Linked DNA regions of Homo sapiens: region 2 is linked to region 1. A link is a loop called in an ENCODE intact Hi-C map of the cell type or tissue named here. Cell type or tissue: heart right ventricle. All regions are shown on one strand. Each heading gives the region's core, and the rest is flanking DNA. Links, peaks and the distances in the headings are about the cores only.

Region 1 (5,576 bases), core at 259-5,258:
TTTCAAGATTTAGAGGTCCTTTTAGCATTTCTTATAGGGCTGGTCCACTATTGATAAATTCCCTCAGCATTTGCTTGTCTGAGAAAGACTTTATTTCTCCTTCATTTCTGAAACTTAGTTTTGCTGGATACAAAATTCTTGGCTGAAAGTAATTCTGTTTAAGGAGACTAAAGATAGAACCCCAATCCCTTCGGGCTTATAAGATTTCTGCTGAGAAGCCTGCTGTTAGTCTGATAGGTTTTCCTTTACAGGTTACCTGATGTTTTTGTCTAACTCCTCTTAGAATTATTTCCTTTATGTTGACTTTAGGTAGCCTGATGACTATACGCCTTGATGATGTCCTTTTTGCAAGGAATCCCAGGAGTTCTTTGAGCTTCTTATATTTGAATGTCTAAATCTCTAGCAGGGCCAGGAAATTTTCCTCTGTTATTCCCTCAAATAGGTTTCCCAAACTGTTTGCTTTTCCAAACTGTTTAAATAAATCCAAATTTGTTTAAACAGTAGCTATTTACTTTGTACCAAAGAACAAAGAACACTTATAATTATTAGATTTGGCTGTTTTATATAATCCCATATTTCTTGGATTTTTTTTCATTCTTTTTCTTTATTTTTGTCTGATTGAGTTAAATCAAAAGCCTTGTCTTTAAGCTCTGAAATTCTTTCTTCTATTTGGTCTAGTCTATTGTTAAAAACTTTCCACTGCATTTTGTAGTTCCCTAAATGTATATTTCATTTCCAGATGTTCTGATTGGTTTTTCTTTAAAATATCTATCTTTTTAGAAAAATTTTCATTTATATCCTGAATCTTTTTTAAATTTCTTTATATTAGTTTTCACCTTTCTCTTGTATCTGCTTGAGTAACTTAATAATCTTTTGAATGTTTTATCTAGTATTTCAAGCATTTCATCTTGTTTTGGATCCACCGCTGGAGAGTTAGTGTGATCTTTTGGAGGTTTTATAGAATCTCATTTTTTCATAGTTCCAGAATTATTTTTCTGGCTCTTTCTCATTTGGTGGACTCTTTCTTCTAATTTTTTAAATTTTTTTATTAGACTTTAATTTCTTTTTTGCCCCCTTGAAGATGTGACTTTAATGTTTATAGTTTATTGTCACCTAGCTTCAGCTCTGAGTGCTTTCAGTGATGAAGACTCTGGATGAGTTCCTTGGTTATAAAGAATCTTGGCTCATACCTGTAATCCCAACACTTTGGGAGACCAAGGCAGGTGGGTCACCTGAGGTCAGAAGTTCAAGACGAGCCTGGCTAACATGGTGAAACACCATGTTAGCTGAGCATGGTAGCACATACCTGTAATCCCAGCTACTTGGAAGGCTGAGGCAGGAGAATCACTTGAATCCAGAAGGCAGAGGTTGCAGTGAGCTGAGATTATGCCACTGCACTCCAGCCTGGGTGACAGAGTGAGACTCTGTTTCCAAAAAAAAAAAAAAATCTTTATGTGACAGCTTTCTCACATGCTGGTCGCAGCAGTGATGTGCTGGGTGTGTGAGCAGTTTCACATCTCCTGTGAGGTTGGAAAGGCAGAAATCTCAAGAAGCTTATTTCATACCCCAGTGGTGTGCACTTAAAAAATTTTTTTCCCTCTGTCTTTTATTAACTGGGTTGAACAATTCAGGCTTCGGGACAGTAGAAAGTGCCCATGGGTAAAAACTAGCTGTGGCTAAAGTAAATAGGTAAATGCAATACTCCAGTGGTTGGCAGAGGTCCCAGCCTTGACAGAGGTGGTTGGGGGAGCTCTCAGTGAAATGCACTAAGGTCTTTTCTGAGGGAAGGGAGGAAGCTACCACAGTTCTCCCTCCAGGCTAGCAGGAAAACAATCTGCTTCCCAGTCACACTCCTGACACAGCGTCCTGGCTATTTTGATTGGACAGTCACCTCTTTTCCTCTCCAAGAATTCTGATGTTCTGCGTAGAGAGGGGTTGTGACTTTACCTCTTATGCAAGCCTGAACCTGGAGGGCACCCATCCTGTGGGGATGCAGTGTTCCAGAAAGGCTGTCTACAGATGCACCCAGGCAGAACTCCCATGGGAGAAGTCAGAGCTTTGTCTGCAGTGGTGGGTGAGAGGGAGAAGTCCTCTTCTCCAATACCCTTTACAAGCACCAGGGCTGCCTGACTGTTGGGTTAAAGCTACACACTTTCCTCACCGATCCCAACACTGTACCTGTGTCTCTGCTGAAAGAAACTTCCCATGAGTGGAAAGTTCAGGGACTCAAGGCCTGTACTTTGGTTTATTTTGTCCCACATGGTGCTCCCTTAATGTGGTACCCTCCCCCTTCCCCTAGGAATGGCAGTCCCTCAGGGCCAGACTACTGTGAATCCTGCTGCTTTTCTGGATCTAGTTACCCACTGGAGCTGCCAGACTCCATGCTGGTGCTGGAGAATGTTTGCAAGGGATCTAGTGATGTGACCTGTCCTCTAGTCTTCCAGCGGTGGGTACCAGCAGCAGCTGATGAGAGTGATAGGTGAGTGACGCAGACTCTGATATTTCCTTGGTTATAAATAGCTTTGGTGTGTTAGCTTTCTCAAATGCCAGCTGCAATAGTAATGTGCTGGACACGTGAACCAACTCAAGACCTCCTGGTTAGCCAGGGTGATGCAGGCAATGACGATAGCTGAATTTACGCAAAAGTTTTCTCCTTCCTGAGTGCTATGTTATTGTGCCTGCAGATGTTGTAATGGGCTGTACCCGTTGGCCTCCAGCCAGGAAGTAGTGTTTGCGAAAGAGCACCATCTGCAGTGGTAGTGGTGGAATTTGTGTTTGTTTTATGTTAGCCAGTGAAGGTACTCTGGTGTCTCAGGCAAGGGGTGGGGCCATGGAGCTCCCAAATGTGCCTGTCCATGGGGTTACATTATTGGGGGGCTGCGGGGAGGGGTGGAGGGGCAAAGATGGCTTGAGGCTGGGTTAGATAAGTCAACATTCTGGCTCTCCACGTACAGGCACAAGCTGCAGCCCCAAAGGGGGTCAGGTAGCAGTTCTCTAGCCGCTAGGGTAATGTTCCAGGGAGGAGCGCAGCTGCCTCTGTTCCACAAAAAATATCCACAAAAGGAGCAAGGGGTAGCAGGGTACAGTAAGCCCCACTCAGCTCCCATGCACTTGGCAAGGCAGGTTTCACACACAGTGTTCTGCTTACAGCAGCTAGCTGGGTTCCAGGCAGCCTGCACTCAGAACTCAAAATTGCCCCAGGCCATAAGCCTTCCCCATAAAGACAGAAACTGCAGCTGTCAGGCCATGCCCTCCTGGTCCACCCATGAAGTGGGGCATCCAGCTTTTACACCCATGATGATAGCACACTTCCCACTCGCCCCTTGGTTCTGGCCAACAGGGTTAGTACTCACCCAAGATTATTTCACAAATATTATTTGGGAGCATCTCTCAACCTGAGACTGCAGCTCAAGTTAGCTGGCAGACTTCCATGAGGTCACCTATGAGATAGGATGAGGAATGGCTTCCCTTTATCCTTACTGGAATATGGGAGTGCACCCCCACCCCCAACCACTATGTTTATGAGCCCACTGAACAAAATTTAGGATGGCTGAAAAAGGGGCTGATGACATGCACAAGTTAGGTCAGCTTCCTGTTCTTTGTTTCACAGCTAGAATGAGCAGATAATGCATAATTACCCCAAAAACTCAGTCCGGATGCTTACTTGGGGGTCCCACCGTCAGTCTCTAAGAGGGCCTACTAGCAAGCCAAGAGATATTTTTCAAAGGTGAATTGCTCCTTTACTTGCTTCAAAACCTTAGGGGAATCCCCTGTAAAAACACCACTGCAACTTTCTACAGGCCTCAATGGACATCATAATCTGTCACAAATACTTTGGGCACTGTTACTCTGCCATTACATCCTTGACCAGTGACAATTCTCTTGTTCCAGGTTCCACTCAAAGTGCTTATCTTTCAACTAGTAATAGGTAGAAGCAGAATACCCAAACATGGTATATGTTTACTATAAAATTCAAACATTTTCACCAAGTAGTTTCTTTTGTCCCATTGGTAGTAGTTACAAGATGTAGCAACTAGTCTTTGACTTTGAAGGTTATCCCAATGTGCCTCAGACTACTTAGCCTCAAAAAACTTCTCTGAGGTATCAAGCCTAATGTTTTATAGGTTTTATCTCCTAACAGCTGGCATCCTCCAACATAGCAACACATATTGGGTTACAGCAACTTTTTGCTCCCCCGACGTCTATCTCATCTATGTCATGGGACACCATGCTTTTCTATGAGATGATGAGATAATCAAGTTCCCTGCAAACTAACTTGTGGCACAAGGTCAGAAAATTGATGTAACCCAGAGGCAATACCGTGAAGGTATGCTGTCTTCCCACTAAGTAAAAGCAGATTACCTCTGGTGTTTTCTGCTTTTGGGGGTAGAGATCAATAGCTACATACCACCACATGCCATGAGATGTCTATACATGTCTCAGTAAAGAGACCATATCTACAAGAGTAATTGCAATTGGAATCACTCCCTGATTGAGGTTACAATAACTTTCTGTCATTATCCAAAGCCTGTTCATTTTTAATACTGGCCAAAATGTCAAAAAGGTATGTGAAAGTACAGTCATCCCTTGGTATCTGTGAGGGATTGGTTCCAGAACCTCCCACAGATACCAAAATCCATGAATGTTCAAGTCCCTGATATAGGCAAATGGCATAGTATTTGCATACAACATATACACATCCTCCCATATACTTTAAATCATCTCTAGATTACTTATGATACCTAATACAATATAAGTGCCATGTAAATAGTTGTCATACTGTATTGTTTAGAGAATAATGACAAGAAAAAACATCTGTACATGTTTGGTACAGATGCAATTTTTTCTCAAATATTTTTTATTTGTGGCCAGTTGAATCCATGGATACAGAATCCACAGATATAGAGGGCTGACTGTATATCTTTTCAGGTCCATAATGATGGAATTTATGTTGTTAATTTTACCAAATACTATGGATTGAATTGTGTTCCCCCAAAATTCATATGTTAAAGCCCTAACCCCCAGTGTGATTTTATTTGGAGATAGAGTCTTTAGCAGATTATTAAGGTTAAGTGAGGTCCTAAAAATAGAGTCCTAATGTTGCAGAACTGTGGCCTTATAAGAAAAGGAAGATTCTCTCTCTCTCTCTCTCTCTCTCTCTCTCTCTCTCTCTCTCTCTCTCTCCCCTTTCCTCTGTCTGGCTTTTTGTGGCTGTGTGTTTGTTGTTTAACCGGTAGATTGAACCCAGTGTTTCTGCCAAATGAAATGCATGGATCAATGCAGCTTGATCTAAAGTTATATTCTTTACTCTTTGGTTTAGTACCTCCACATCTATTTCCACAAGTATTCAAAATATTTGCTGATATAAACTGGTAACCTTTTGCAATTGTTTAGTTATGAAGTCTTTTCCTTCTGGGTTTGACTTTGTAATTGGATTCCCGGTCACGCTGGGTTCTGACCCTGGTTTGAAGTGTAAAAATAATGAGAAGGAGGGAAGATGGGGTTTGAGGAGAATTGGTCAACCCTTTCCAGGTAATTAGCTTAGATAAGGTCATTTTAAAGTTTCAAGCAAAATA
Region 2 (5,576 bases), core at 222-5,221, 91 kb after region 1:
CATTAGTTCTTACAGGTTTTGGGTAGGCGGTGGAGTTAGGAGCAATGTTTTGTGCACAGGGGGTGGATCTCACAAAGTACATTCTCAAGGGTGGGGAGAATTACAAAGAATCTTCTTAAGGGTGGGGGAGATTACAAAGTACATTGATCAGTTAGGGTGGGGCAGAAACAAATCACAATGGTGGAATGTCATCAGTTAAGGCTATTTTCACTTCTTTTGTGGATCTTTAGTTGTTTCAGGCCATCTGGATGTACATGTGCAGGTCACAGGGGATATGATGGCTTAGCTTGGGCTCAGAGGCCTGACAAACCCCTCTGACTATTGACTGCTTTCCTTTCTAGAAACCCTTTACCCTTTACTATATCGTGTACCTCTATCCCTGGGCTGGACTTCTGGTCCATTCCCTGGACTCCTGTTCCTCTGCCTGACACTTCAAATGTTGGTGCTTGTTGGGTTTTCTCAGCCTTTTTTTCATTTGACAAAGGAATATCACTTATCCAATGCCAGCAGGGACTCCAGAATTTTCATACAGGAAGAGATAGGTGATTTGTCTTGATGCTGAGTTTGCTGAGTAGGCTAACTTCTTCTACTTACATTCTCTATGTTTGGAGCAGCTTGTTAAGTGGTGATGTAGATTACAGGGGGACTTAATCCTCCCCCATCTCATCACCCCTTGTTTCTCTGCTGCCAGAGCTTCAACTGCCACCTACATGTGGGGTTGTTTTACCCAATAAGTACTAAAGGCACAGTATCTTTTCAAAGTAAAAGAAAATATTTAAGAAAAGAAAGAAAGGAAGGAGGAAAAGAAAGACAAAAGCAAGGAAGGAGGAAAGGAGAGAGAAGAGAAAGAGGAAAACTGCAAAATGAAATTAATAGATGTTTAATCAACTGCCTACAATTCATATCAAATGTCAGCTTGACTCGTGTATGATTATCTGATATATTGTATATAACATATTTCAGTATATTTTTATATGATGTATGGAAGAGCTTCCAAAAGTAACCATGATTAGAGCCTATCAAACACTTATTTACTGAAAATCCAAGCTAAAACTTCTTCCTGAGCTCTGTACTCTTCTTTACAATTGCCTACTACACACAGTCACCTCAATGACCACAGGAATCTCAAACACAACACATCCCTAAATAAAATCATCTTTCTTCTCAAATGTCCTCTAGAGTTTATGCAGTAAAAATGGAATAAGCTTGAGCATCAGCCAGTTTTTTAGGTTCAAATTTCAACTCTTTGAGTTAGCCATTTTGTGGGAAATAAGAATTTTAAATGGGACTTTGTCATTTACTAATAATTACATTTCGGGAAGGCAAGGGAAAGAGTCCTTACCAACCAGAGATGTAAGCACTCAAAGGCAGTAAACCCTGGTAGGGGCTGTGACAGAAGCTTGTCAGGATATAGTGAGGAACAAGAAAAGGAGGAGTCAAGAATGTATTCGGTGAGGTGGAGAGACTTCTCACAGACAGTAATAGTAGAGCTTTATCTAGAATAAGAATGACTTAAGTAGCCCAGGGCATGGCTAGGAGTGGAGGAGAGAGGAGCATTAGCAAGAATTAGCATGGTCACCTGAGACCACCAACAGGTTTCAGAGCACAACAGAGGAGTTTGGGAGAGGAGCTTGCATCTGATCAGGGATAATGCAGGACCTCGCTTACCCAGAGCCAGAATTTATCCTGAGGCTACAAGTGAGTCACAGAGAACTTAAGCAGGGGACTTATATGATTGGATTTGCATTTGAGAAACATAACTTTGGTAGCCACAAGGGGGATAAATTAAGACCAGACTGGAGGTGGAGAGAATCCTAATAGACAACTGTGAACATTCTAAGCAGGAGCAATGAGTTAATTAAGACAGAGCAGTGAGAAGGAAAGAAAGGGAAAGTTTTAGGAGGGTGTTAAAGGGTAATTCTGACAGTTGTGACTGATGAGGGACTAGAGGAAGCTGGAGAACAGGACTTCTGGGTCCCTGGCTCAGAGGCTCATCCGATTATTAAGAGGACAAAATGAAATACTATATGCCTGGTATATGGTAGAAGCTCAAATTATATTATTTCCCTTCCCTGTTCTCTCTTATTACTGGCACCGTCACTTACTCAGTAACTGAGGCCAGAAATGTGGCAGTAATTCTTATCTCTAGTGCCCTTTATCCTCCACACCCAGAGCTGATGACACTGAGTGAGGCGAGGGGAAGACAGAGACCAGAAAAGGGAAACAGTCCTCAAGGAGTTCACAGTTTCCCTCTGGCCTGAGTGTTTGTTGTTGTTTGTTTGTTGAAGGAGTGGGCAGACAGGAGCCCAGGTTTAAGGTATTTTGTGGCTTGCCCACCTTGGGGGCTTGCATAGCGATGAATGCTAGGTATACTCCTGCCCCACCCACTGCAATGCCAGCTTCTTCCCCATCCAGCTGATTCTCTTCCCAATTTCCCAGCTCCAGTCTGGCTTCTAAATTATCAGGTGCTTGGCTAGTGGCTGAATCTAAAAACATGTCTGAAAAGACCATCCCCTCCCCAAGGGAAATGGTTAACCAGATTTTAAACCAAGCTAAATAAAGTTTGGGGTCATTTTTTGAGGAGGAAGCGTTTTATTTGTATAAGTAGTAAGGGCTGGAAAAGGCAAAACTATGGGGACAGAAAAGAGATTCACTGTTGCTAGGGACTGAAGGTGGAGGGAAGACAACCCAAGAGAACTTTGCAGGGGGGTGATAGAAATGTTCTAGAACTTGATTGTGGGGGTGGTTACTAGACTGCCATTTTTTTTTCAAAAGGCATGAAACTACACTAAAAAGCATAAATTTGACTCCATGTAAATTACACCTCAATAAGCCTGACTTTAAATTTAAAAAAAATGAAGGAACAAATAAATAAATTCCTAAGCAGATAGTAAGGGCTCAGTAAATGTTTGCTAAAGTGATAGTGATGGGTAGTGATAAGGTATCCGGCTGTCAAAGCTGCAGATTTTACTCCTTCCCTGAATATTTGCATTTTAGTAGAGGATTCTTAAAGCTGGAAAAAGCCTTTAAGGCTCAAAGAAGTTTGTCTCTAATAGGATGCATTTTTTTTTTCAAATGCAAAGTATTTTATTGCAAGCCAGAGGGGGAGTTCTAGATGAAAAGAAAGGCTTGCAGGAGAGCTGGGAGGCCGGGAGTAAGGAGACTTTACCTGTCTCTAAATTCGCAAACCTCTGAAAGGAGGGTATGCATTTTAAGTAGAGGCACTCTCCTCTGCCTTTTATCCACCATTTCCATCACAAGCTTTTCCTGGATTATTATCCTGGCCCACGATATTGGATTCTTATTGGAAAAACAATTGGTGTTGATGGACAGAGACAGAAGAGTACTACATCTACATTCAGCTTGGAAAAGAGAATGAGTGAATTAGTGCTCGGCAGCTACAACAGGGGCTATTTAAAGCCAACCCATGCTAAAATCTGTTTCTACCCCACCCCATGTGGACCAAGCCAAATGCCGGCCTTGACCTACCAACCTTTTCCTCTCCTGTTCATTTGCCAGTCAGGTACCAGAGGATTAGAAGTGATTTTAGCTTCGTTTTGGCAGTCACATCTTGCTGATAACCAGGGAACTGCCTGCATCTTTGAAACGGATATTCTCTCCTGTGTTTCTTTAAAAATCGCTCTCCGATCTTGTAATACCAAAGCACCTCGATTTTCTTTTTAATTCAAACTCCCCCATCTGACAGGACAAGGATTCTCTTTTACAGGACACTCAGGGAACTAATTTCTTTCTAAGCCATTCAAAGCCCAAAATGTCGAATTCTTGATTTTTCTTCTGTCACCCTGGACAGGTTTTCCTGTTTCATTTCACCAGAGTGCATGTGAGCACCTGTTTGAACCTATATGATAGCATCTGTTATCCTTGGCAGCAAGAAGTGGAGGAGTCGGGAGTGTGGGAAGAGTCTCTTTCCACTGCTTGCCCCTGGCACCCCACCCTGGGGGAGGAGTGGCGGGGGTCCTGCTTTTTCCTTAGATTAAGTTCATCAGTATTGCCAAAACTGTCCATTCCTCACCCTTCCCTGGGTGGTAGTTCAGGAGAAGGGGGCATTTGACTGCTGGGCTGGAGAGGAGGTGCCCGGTGACAGGAACAGTGGTGGCCTCCTCTCCTTGTCCATCAACAGCAGCTCCCACAACCCCCAATCAACTGCCCCAAGACAGTTATCACCTGGCTCTGTCCACCTCTGTGCTCAAACTGCTGCTCCATCATTGAACTCTCCCTGTCTCACAACCCTTGATCTGGTGCCTCCAGCTCTGTTTCCCTGGCACAGCCCTCTGGGGCTTTCTGAGCCCCTACCCCCTCCCTACCCTCACCAATAACAAAACACAAGACTCAGCCTGTTAATTGCTTCCTTCCTAACAAGAAGTTAGCTTGTTGGCTACACCTGCTGACATTGTTCTAACTTATGCCTGCAGAGTTGATGAAAGGGCTCTACTCCTTTTGAAGTTCAGTAAGAGCTAACTTTTATTGAGTGCTGACTATGGGGTCAGCCAGGGTGCTAACCTTGGTTATGTCAGTTAATCCACATATGGAAACTAAGGAGCAGAAAGGTAGCAGCTGTGATTGACACCTGTGCTTGACCCATAACCATAACTACATTAAATTTTGCCCTAAACAGGTCACTAGTCCTCCCTGCCCTCCCTGCCCCAATTCCCAGGCTATTCTATTTGGAATTAAGCAGGATCCAATGATGAGGGACATCAAAGGCATTTTACTAGTCTGAAGGATTTAGGGAACTCTTCTAGAAAGTTCTGTCATCTGCCTAATCAAGTGATTGTATGGACCTACAAAATCAAAGAAATAAAAATGCCTAGGAAGAGGTCCAGGGCAGGTTACAGACTGTGGAGCACCACTGCTAGATTCCTTTATTTTTATTCTTTAAATTTAGTAAAGACCAGGCACGGTGACTCATGCCTGTAATCCTGACACTTTGAGAGGCTGAGGCAGGAGGATTGCTTAAGCTCAGGAGTTTGAGACCAGCCTGGATAGCATAGTGAGACACTGTATCTACAAAAAAATACAAAAATTAGCTGAGCATTTTAGCACATGCCTGTAGTCCCAGTTACTCTGGAGGCTGAGGTGGGAGGATTACCTGAGCCCAAAAGTACAGGGCTGCAGTGAGCAGAGATACCACCACTGCACTTCAGCCTGGGCAACAGAGTGACACCCTGTCTCAAGTATTTATTTATTTATATTTTGAGATGGAGTTTTGCTCCTATTGCACAGGCTGGAGTTCAATGGTGCAATCTCGGCTCACTGCAACCTCCGCCTCCCGGGTTCAAGCGATTCTCCTGTCTCAGCCTCCCAAGTCGCTGGGATTACAGGCATGCGCCACCACATCCAGCTAATTTTGTATTTTTAGTAGAGACAGGGTTTCAACATGTTGGTCAGGCTGGCCTTGAACTTCTGAACTTGTGATCAGCCCACCTCGGCCTCCCAAAGTGCTGGGATTACAGGCATGAGCCACTGTGCCCGGCCTCAAATATTTTTAAAAATTAAGTTAAATTAAGTTAGTAAAAATATAATGCTTTCAATATGCCATCATAAGGTAATCAATT

The links. Hi-C counts contacts between places; a loop is a spot of excess contacts. Peaks named below come from ENCODE experiments on the same cell type or tissue, not always from the same donor. Only the 100,000 strongest peaks of a DNase experiment are listed, where the experiment ranks them.
Region 2: it touches region 1 in a loop (11-fold over the local background); 6 of 110 quality-filtered maps call a loop at or near these places.

What each region holds. Positions count from the first base shown.
Region 1 is chr13:48,780,810-48,786,385 of GRCh38, forward strand. No RefSeq gene overlaps it. Among named protein-coding and RNA genes, the nearest start is that of CYSLTR2, 130 kb to the left of the region's middle. In heart right ventricle, for the core only: no CTCF peak of the experiment used is centred there; a DNase peak (open chromatin) is centred at 2,712; H3K27ac peaks cover 389 bases.
Region 2 is chr13:48,872,153-48,877,728 of GRCh38, forward strand. The region is part of intron 1 of LOC107984559 (a long non-coding RNA gene); the gene reads left to right. Among named protein-coding and RNA genes, the nearest start is that of FNDC3A, 100 kb to the right of the region's middle. RefSeq lists enhancers at 1,303-2,025, 2,842-3,350, 3,351-3,859. In heart right ventricle, for the core only: no CTCF peak of the experiment used is centred there; a DNase peak (open chromatin) is centred at 2,189; H3K27me3 peaks cover 1,029 bases.